Linked DNA regions of Mus musculus: region 1 is linked to region 2. Evidence: chromatin loops called from intact Hi-C (ENCODE). Cell type or tissue: gastrocnemius. All regions are shown on one strand.

Region 1 (5,000 bases), 170 kb after region 2:
TACCACAGAAAGTCCCATGCAAAAGCCATGGGGTATGGCTCAGTGTCAAGAGTACTTGGTGAACCTGAGTTCAAGCCTATGACTCCTTACAGGTTGTTCTCTGACTTGCCTAAGTTTGAATCCCAGGATCCACCACAATAAATAAATAAATAAATAAATAAATAAATAAATAAATAAATAAATAAATAAAATTCTATACTTTTTAAAAATGTATCACTCCAAGTCATTTTTAAAACCTCTTACCTACTTTTATGAGGATGGATAGGAGAGAGTGGTGACTGGGATGAGAAGTAAAGGTCTTCTGTGGGTCCTAAAACCCCTCTTCTCTCCAAGATGGAATGTTCACAACTCAGTTGTCATTACCATAGACCTGGCTATCAGTTTTATTGCCCGGCTCACTATAGGCCATGGTCTTCTGCAAGCTAATAGCTCTCTCTCTCTCTCTCCCTCTCTCTCTCTCTCTCTCTCTCTCTCTCTCTCTCTCTCTCGTGTGTGTGTGTGTGTGTGTGTGTGTGTATACACCTGTGTAAAGGCTATACTACAAGACTTAAGAGTGCTCTATTAGCCATTTATGGTGGTTCACACCCATAATCTTAAGAAGCAGAAGGACCGCAGACTGGAGGCTATTGTGAGCTACCTAACAAGACTGTGTCTCAAAAAAAATTTAATACTTCTACTCATTGTAGAGTCAAAAACGCAACCCTTACCTCAAAAGGAGAGAACAGTTTATCCTGGAACAAACTATGAGTGGCTATGGTCCAGTTTCTCCCCTTCCGTGGTCCAATGTACTAATAGTGCTCCAATGTGTGAAGTTTTTATAGGGACATAAAATCATTAAGATTGAACCAATGTATCATACAGGTGTACTGCTTAATTTCAAATGTCAACTTGCCTTAACCAAGAATTACCTCAGAAAAGAGATTTTTTTTTTTTTTGCTTGTTTGTTTTGTTTTGTTGAAATGTATCTGGCTGTCCTGGAACTCACTTTGTAGATCAGGCTGGCCTTAAACTCACTGAGATCAACCTGCCAGAATTAAAGGCCTTTGCCACCATGCCTAGCTGAGAAGGGAGTCTGAATTAAGGAACTGCCTGTATCAGATTGACCAGTAGGAATGTCTTTGAGACATTGTATCCTTAACTGATGTAAAAAGAGGGCCTGGCCCTAGGAAGTAACACCCTTAGGCTCTAATGTAGAAAGTCTTCAGGAACAATTTGAAGTTCAGAAAAACACTTATTAGTTGAGCTAGGGACATTTTGAGATCAGGGAACATGAACGGTGGCAGCACGTGCTGACATGACTCTCTTGCTGAAGCTGAGTTGGGGTCAAGATAATGAATTTCTTTTTTGTTTTTGTTTTTTCGAGACAGGGTTTCTCTGTGTAGCCCTGGCTGTCCTGGAACTCACTCTGTAGACCAGGCTGGCCTCGAACTCAGAAATCTGCCTGCCTCTGCCTCCCAAGTGCTGGGATTAAAGGCGTGCACCACCACGCCCGGCCAGATAATGAATTTTTTATATCCAATTTTGCCCTCAGCTGCCTGATTTGATTTAATAAAAATTGCTGATAGGTAGATGTGCAGTCAGAGGATTTAAAGTAGAAGTGACTTCACAAAACCGTAACACCACTTATAAAATTTAGCTCGAAATGGATCAGAGAACTACACGAAATGGAAAATATTGTGACGTGGAAGTAGGCAGATTCCTTAAATACATCGCCAACCCAAAAAAAAAAAAAAAACAAAAACAAAAAAAAAACAACAAAATCACTTGTGTTCTAAGATATCTGAAGGTGCAAACCAAAGTCGAGTCCCAGATCGCCCACATCCCGCCCTAATACGTCACCAGGGTTCCCCTTCTCTCCGCCCTAGTCTCCACCCCGCGTTCGCCCATCACCAATCCGCGGAATTCCTGCCAGCCTGAATTATCCACTTCACCCTAAACCCGCCCTCGAAGCCGGTGTCCCGCTCAAACCCCGCCCCATGCCTCCGAGACCCGCCCCTCAGACGTCTTGTCCGGCCCAAACCCCGCCTCCAGCTCCCCGAGTCCCGCCTCTCTCCCTGCTCCCGCCTCCCGCTCGCAGACTCCAGCGTCCGTCCTGGCGCGCGCCCGCCTGCGTCCGCACCCGGAAGAAGCCCCAGCGGCCGGAAAGTTGAGGCAGTGCGCGGCTCGGGGTCCGCGGGAAGCTCAAGTCCTTCAGAGGCCGAGCGAGAGCAGCGCGAAGAAGCCTGCGCGCCCCCGCGCAAGGCGGCCCCCTCGAGCGGCCGCGCGCACGCCCCGCCCCCTCCAACGCCGCGCGGGTCGGGCTGGGGCGACCACGGCCGCAGCGCGGTCCCGGCGACCAAGACAGTGCGTGTTGAGCCCGTAAGTGACCACCGCAGCGTGAGGTCCCGGGGGATCGTTTCCCTCCCGTGGTTAGCGTCAGGTCTCGTCCGCATCCTTTAATTTCTAAACTCCCCGCAGGGCTGGGAGGCCACAGCCAACCACCTGTGGATTAGAAGCGAATTTCCAAATGCTTTCCAAAGCATCCCTCCGCTAGGCTCTCGCTCGCCAGGCGGCCTGGAGGCGCGCAATGAGCGCGCACCCGCGAATGGCGCGCAACGCGGGATTGAGACGCGCGGGGCGTGGCCACAGCTCCCGAGGGGCGGGGCTACGCGAGCCTAGGTGAGGGACAAGGCTCTATCCCCAAACTGCTCTTTTTGGCGCCACCTTGCAGTGGATAGTATGAAATAAAGCAAAGCCATTTTATTTGTTTGGATGCCAGAGGCAAGAGGAGAGAGAATTTGATAGTTGTACAACCATCGTCCCCCCTCCCCTAGACAGTAAATGGCTTAAGTTTGTAACGGGATGCCTGAGTTTATAGGTTGATAAACTTGTCTAATTGCACGGATGTTGGAAAAAAAAAAAAAGAAGAAGAAAGCTGTGTTTAAAAAATATCGGTCTGTTTAACACTGTAATTTACCGGTTTAACTAGGCAAACATTTAACCTGCCCCTGTTAGGAACTTAAAATTCTTTGCCCGCCCTCTTTCTGCGCTGTTGGAGTTGGGTATGTTGTTAATTGTTGTTTCGGATTTCTGCTCTACATTCACTTTGTATTTGTAAAATCGTAAAGATATTCCTTTGGTCACTCTTGAGGGTAGTGCTGTGATTTTTTTTTCCCAGCTAAGATCCACATCATGAAATACTATGATCCCTTTCCCAAATAATCTCTTTTTTTACTCTTGGCTGATTGATTATGCTATTACCTAACCAAAACCAAGTCGCTTAGTATTTTAGTGTTGGCTTACTTTGACTGATTCTCTGAAAAATACTCTCTTAATCTCATACCAGCCTCCTGTACTTGTCAGTGTTCTTGGCTTAAGTGTGATGCAACTTTATACTTTATACCTCCCAGCTGAGCAGGTGTTCAGAGAGGGCAGAATCAGTAGCCAGTGTGATCCACCTCAGGGATGCCAAACTGAACTTTAACTGAACTATATCTAGTCTTCTTTAGTCATAGTATTTATAGAGGATGATATATGTTACATAAATAAAATAAGTCCAATATAAACCACACCTTTGCTAAGGTGCTTAGAGCTAGTATGGAATCTCCAGGGCAGTTCATGGTTTCTTCTCTGGTACTTGTCAGCTCATTTAAATTGAAAATCAATCAATCAATCTCTGTGTGTGTGTGTGTGTGTGTGTGTGTGTGCGCGCGCGCACACGTGTGTGTGTGTGTGTGTGTGCGCGCGCACGTGCACACGTGCACCTGAATGTTCTGTGCAGCACATGTGTTGCCATCAGAGTCCAGGGGCATCAGATCCCCTGGAACTAGAGTTACGTGCAACTGTGAGCCCTTCCTATCATGGTGATGGGATCCAAATCCAGGTCCCCTAGAAGAGCAGCACGTGCTCTCAGCCTGTGCTGTCTGTCCAGAACCACCTTCTCACTCTTACTCACGTTACCTTCTTAGTCCTTCTGGAATGGTTTGCTTTAGATCGTCACTTGGGTCTCCGAGGGCCTGGTACCTTTTACTGTGCTTTTTCTTTCATTTGTGAGGATACTGGCTTGTGCATGGTAGACATTAGGAAGTGCATATAGAATCAGGTGTAGGATTTGTGATATGACAGTACATATGAACATGAGATAGGCTCCCTATGTTTGTAAATACACATTTGAGAAAGAAAGACTTGCTCAGAGAGTCAAATAGGTGAAGTAGAGTATATATAATATTTCTTTGCAGTCTTATTGTCCGAAACGTAATGCTCCCATCTTTTTTTGCCTAGCTTTTCTCCACCTGTAACAACTGCTCTTGTTGAAGCCCGTCATTCCCCTATGCTAACAAGAGAAAGCAGGAAACAAACTTACTACAGTGTATAATCCTAAATCAAGTCACTAGTCATGTTAGAACTATCAATCTGATTAACGGTATGCTTTGTTTATGAAGCTGTGTGTGTGTGTGTGTGTGTGTGTGTGTGTGTGTGTGTGTGTGTGTGATGATACATGACTGTAATCCCAGCACTTGGAAAACAGAGGCAGGAGAATTACTGCAAACTCAAATCCAGCCTGGGCTACATAATAAGTTCTAAGTTAGCCTGCCCAGCAGAGATGGCCTCAAAAAAATCCACTAAAGGCAGGGATGAGGGAGGGGAGGCCCAGAACTTCCTCCAGATTGCATATTAATTATAATATGTTAATAAAGGGCTAGCAAGGAGAAAGATTGGGGAAAACATGAGGAATACTTTGTGCTGTTTAATACGTTGCACTAGCAACCAATTTCACGAATTAACATTAACTTCACTATTTTTCTGTTTGTTTTTAAGAAAACACTTTTACAGTCAGGGTCTGTAATAAGCTTGTATACATTAAGTCATGAATTCCCAGGGAACAGGGACCACCAGCACAGGCTCCCTGCCAGACCTCACACAGCATGCTTCTCTGCGTGCGTGCCTGCAATGGGCTGGTGCTCACCCTGAATGGCTCTCTCAATGGCCCCCTGGCTCTTCGAGTGCTCGGGATCTTCAGA
Region 2 (5,000 bases):
ATGTGTTGCTACTGTTCTATGCAGAAACATCCATTATGTCACACAGGCAAGTCTTCTATGGATGCCCTGGAGTCTGTGTCCACCACTTTAGTTTCTACTCTTCCCTTATGTTTTCTTTTTTTCCAACTACTATGAGAAAGGACTTTCTAAAGTACTAAAATTCAGTTTCTCCTTCGAGTGACACTTGTCATCTGGATCCATCCGAAAGTTGGTGACACACTGCAGCTGCCAACACCCACCTAGCCTACCCGATCACAATGCCGGAGCGAAAGCCAATTAAAGTTTAAATTGAACATAGGAAAAGAGAAAGGACTGCTTTACTTGAAAACCCATTAAATTCTCAATGGCCAGAAAACTAAAAATATCACCTCCGGATTGCTCCTAAGAGGATTTGAACATATCTAGATAGAAGTCATTACCCACAAGGTGTTCAACTTGAAAGCAGATCATCCAGCAACTCTGCGTGATCGACCATTTCACAGACACAGACAGTCGTTGTCTGCTTTCTTTCCAAAATAAATAAAATGCATAGATCATAAAGTCTTAAACAGTTAAGATAATGTATCCATATAAACGACCTTGTTATTCACTGTCTTCTAAAACTACTTAGAGACCGTGGAAATGATTTCTTAAAGAATTTCTCCAGGGTTGTTAGACAATCCAAAAACTATTTCTTGGGATGAAAATATTCAGCTCTGTCTACCAAGAAATTGCTTTTATAGAGAGAAATGTGAGTTGCCCAAATTGCCCTTATTTGCCTGTTTCCTACAGCTGCAAGTGTTATGTGCTTCTTTTGTAGCTCATTAAATTCTTGTATCTTTAATACTGCCCAAAAAATTTGCCATAGAAATTTAGACATGACAATCTGGTCACCCAAGGCAAGGAACTGACTCTTTTGGGAGTTGGGAAACCCAGAAGAAATAGCTCCAATTCATTAGTGTGTGATAATCTGAGAGTACAGCCAGCTTCTGTGCTCTACAGAATCAACTTACTTCCTTGGAAATTCAGTGTGAAATACATTTCCACTGAGGTAAACATACATGCCACAAGATTTACCATGTTGGCCATTGTTAACTATAGGGGAGGTTCTGATGCTAAAGTACTGTTCCCAATTGGTTTTTGATCTGTCAGTAAAAAAAAGTCATGGGGCAATTGCTGGGCAAAAGGAATAGGCAGGACTTCCAGGTCCCTGGAGCTAAGCAGAGAGATGCAAAGAGAGGAGAGGAGAGTTCACCAGGCTTCTGGTGGAGAAAAGTTGACCAGCCATGTGAGATCTTGAAACAGAGTGGTCACACGGGCTTCTCCTACAAGCAGGTGGTCAAGGAAGTTTAGCAACAAAGTTTAGGGAAAGTGGGAAGTTCAGAGTAAAGAGTATTGATAAGAGCATGCTTTTCCAGTGGGAAGATAGTAGGGCCTAACAATTGTGTCAAAAAGGCAAGTTGAAGATGAGCAACCTGTGTGTGTGTGTCTTTTATCTGTGTATTCAAGGGACACTGGATGCAGGCTGGTCTCATGGCCTATTTCCAGAACTAAGGCGGGGTAGTGAAAAGCTACATGAGACTGTTAACTGTCTGGTTCTAGGACCCTAGGTACTGTTGTGGTGTTACCATTGTCAACCTTCTCCAGATTTTCATCATCTTCTCCCAGAGAAACTCTGTAGAATTCAATGTTAATTCTCCATACCCTACCCACTGTCCTCTCCTATCCCCCGATGATCACCATTCTACTTCCTGCCCTCTGAATATGAATGTTACAGGAACCTCACAGAAGAGGACTCCTACAATATTTGTCCTTTTGTGACCAGTGTATTGCACTTGGCATGGTGCCTTCCCAATTATCTAACTGTTGTGTATGTCAAAACATCATTTTTAAAGGTTTAATAGCTCCCTATTGTATGTCTACACTATGAGTATATATCCAAGTATCAGTGGATACTTCGGTAGCCTCCACATTTGGATTGGTGAACATGATGCTGCTCTGAGTGTGGACTTAGAAATAGAGAACTCAACTTCAAGCAAGTGAAAGGGGGAGGCTAGAGAAATTACTCAGCAGTTAAAAGGACTTGCTATGCAATCATGGGGACTACAGTGCAGATCCCAGTACCCAAATAACAAACCAGAGATCACACACACACACACACACACATACACACACACACACCACTCTGAGGCAGATAGGAGAAAAATCACACAGGAAGATAACAAACACCGCCTGGCCTTTATACAAGCCCAGGCACATGCATCCTCTCCCATGCTTATACAGACATGTGTACCTATACTTATATATGTGAGAATAAATAAATAAGTAAATGTTCTTTATAAAGATCATGAAGGTATCAATTGTGAACACTCAAAGCATTCTTCCTTTCCATTCCTAGGTCGTTTTGCTTCTTACAGCCAATGTCCAGAGTAATATGAAGTTTAAGCTGCAGGTGGCAGCAAATATCCAAATCCTGGGCAAAGGAATTGATGGGCTTCTTTGGTGTTTTTTTGGTTTTTGTTTTGGGGTGTGTGTGTGTGTGTGTGTGTGTTGTTTTGTTTTGTTTTTGCTTTTGTCTGTTTGTTTGTTTCCTTTTGTCTTTTAAACTGCTTGATTCTGCCTCCTCAGGGTTGAGTCATTGTTCAATTTCATTCTCCAGCTTTCCACTGTAATATAGTGGTTTATTCATTTCTCCCAAATGTTCAGGTAGTTAAATTGTATCCCTATTGTGAGGTATTTAAAGGGATGAAGAACCCCCCCCTCCCCAGTGACGGTTTAGAGGCAGGTGTTTGGGGATGATTAGCATAAGCTAAGGTCATTGGGTGGAAGCCCTGTGACCAATTACTGATATTATACAAGGGATAGGAGCCCTGAAGACATGTTCCTGCTGTTTGTCATGTGAAGAATTACACTTGCTTTTTAACTCTTCACAACCTTAGAATATCACCAGATAATGGCTGTTTGGTTTGGGGTCTCCAGTCTAGGAGTCTGTTGTTGTTGTTGTTGTTGTTGTTCTTGTTGTTCTTGTTGTTGTTGTTTCTTTTGTTAGTTCTTGTTTGTTTTAAGACTGGATTTCACATGTACAATGTAGCTCAAACTAGCCTGGAGCTCAGGCCTTTTGTGCCTTGGTTTTCTGAGTATAGGAGTCACAGGCATGTGCCAGCATGCCTCTCTCTAAGATCTTGGCTCATTAAAGCAGATCCAGTGTGTGGTGTGTTATTAGCATCAGAAAGACAACTAATGTTACCTCCTCAATGTAAGGGATGCCTATACCTGAAATATTTATTTGGGCTAAATCTTTTGAGCTTTAAAAGACAGTAAATCAGAGTGGAGTCTGAGTGCTTAGAGTTAAACTCGGACTTTTCTCAACTATGTTAAAATTTCTCAGGCAGCTTCAGGGTTTTGATCCTGCCACCTCTTAGGACTCCGAAAGTAAGTGTTCATGACTTATGCAGCTTTGCTTCTGTGTGGCAGACCCTACCTGTGTTCTCACCTCTTTCCCTCCTAAAAAAAAAAGGCCCAATTACTGAGCCACAGTGCACCCAACTCAAATTAACCGAATTTTTTCATCTGCCTTCCAGCCCTGACCACATGACCCAATTCTGCTCTTAAAATGAAAGCTCAAGTGTGAAGGAAATAAAATTGTATTTGATGAGTGAGCTGATTTCTTCATGTTTTATTTGCTCTCTACCGAAAACTTAGATGACCAAAGCAGGGGACATCTATATTTAAGCCAGGGAATACTAGGAATATTAAAAATCACTTATCTACCATTGCAAAGAAGCATGGAGCAATAATAGCCATATGAATTGCACACCTTCACCCCTGGACCTCACTTCTAGCTGGGATACTTACTCCTGAGTAGAACTTTCTATTTCCTGTTCCATGAGAAAATTACATTACCTATATTTAGGTTAGATGACTCAGAATCCAAGATTTAAGTGCAAAGAACATCTCTGAGATGTGTAGCCAAATGGAAATTGTGTTTAAAGAAAGAACCAACAAATATCCTCGAACTGAGAATGGTACATAAAACAACGTAAAACTGTATGTTTTTTAAAATCAGACACGAGTCTATAAATACAAAAGCAGACAGTATATGTACAATACTTAAAGTAATAAGTTAGGAGAGTTTTAGAAAATGGAGAAATAACATTTAGAAGTGGTGTAAGCAGAATAGGATGGACTTATTGTTTTACTTATTACTTATAGATTATTTATTATAGGTGTGTGTGTGTGTGTGTGTGTGTGTGTGTGTGTGAACTTATGTGCACCATGAGAGGATGAATTTTTTAGACAATAAAAGTAGATCTACAGTTCCTAAGGTATCTTATAAAAATCTCCATGAATAAAGAAGACCCTATTCGTCCACCTTCTAGTCACTCACCTTGAGGGACTAATTGAAGATCAACCCCAATGCTGGAAAAAATAAACCTCTTGCTTTTGCATCTTGATGTCTTACTCAGGGGCATCCCAAAGTGAGTACAAAGGGTGTCAAAGGGGCTTACATTTGGGAGCTTTGTCCAGGATTCAGAGAGATCTGCTGCCTCCCCCCACCCCAAAAAAAAGCAAAAAAACAAAAAACAACCACTGACTAGATTGACTGGAGGGAAAAAGACCGAGCTTGGCAAGAGTTGGGAGGACTCTGCTCCTTTGGGAAACAGTATCAGAAGGAGCCTACCGAGTCTTGCTATATCCTGGTTTCTGCTCTCATGGCAGGGGCAAACTGTCACTGTGTTGATTGTCTTTATTCAAAGGTTTTGGATTCGTGTATCATCAGAATCAAAATGACAAGACACAGTATAGGCAGGAGCCAACCAAGTCTTGCTATAATCCAGTTTCTGTGCCCATGGCAGGGGCAAACTGTCTCTGTGTTGTCTTTCTCTGTGTTCTTGGACTTGGACTGGTGTAATTTTTGGACATGGGACAGACTGAATCTACCCTCTTAAACATCCTAGTTAACCACTGGAGGAAAGTTAGGGAAAAGGATTAAACTTGTCAGTAGTAGTAAGAAAGGGAAA

The links. Hi-C counts contacts between places; a loop is a spot of excess contacts. Peaks named below come from ENCODE experiments on the same cell type or tissue, not always from the same donor. Only the 100,000 strongest peaks of a DNase experiment are listed, where the experiment ranks them.
Region 1: it touches region 2 in a loop (2.5-fold over the local background); 25 of 42 quality-filtered maps call a loop at or near these places.

Annotation. Positions count from the first base shown.
Region 1 is chr10:53,627,082-53,632,081 of GRCm38, reverse strand. It overlaps Mcm9 (minichromosome maintenance 9 homologous recombination repair factor), which reads left to right and starts at 2,125. Exons shown (of 13, transcript NM_027830.3): 1 at 2,125-2,358. In gastrocnemius, a CTCF peak has its summit at 2,688; DNase peaks (open chromatin) are centred at 2,001, 2,602 and 4,927; H3K4me3 peaks cover 1,714 bases; H3K27ac peaks cover 1,289 bases.
Region 2 is chr10:53,793,569-53,798,568 of GRCm38, reverse strand. No RefSeq gene overlaps it. Among named protein-coding and RNA genes, the nearest start is that of Fam184a, 45 kb to the right of the region's middle. In gastrocnemius, a CTCF peak has its summit at 2,420 (motif pointing right); a DNase peak (open chromatin) is centred at 2,440.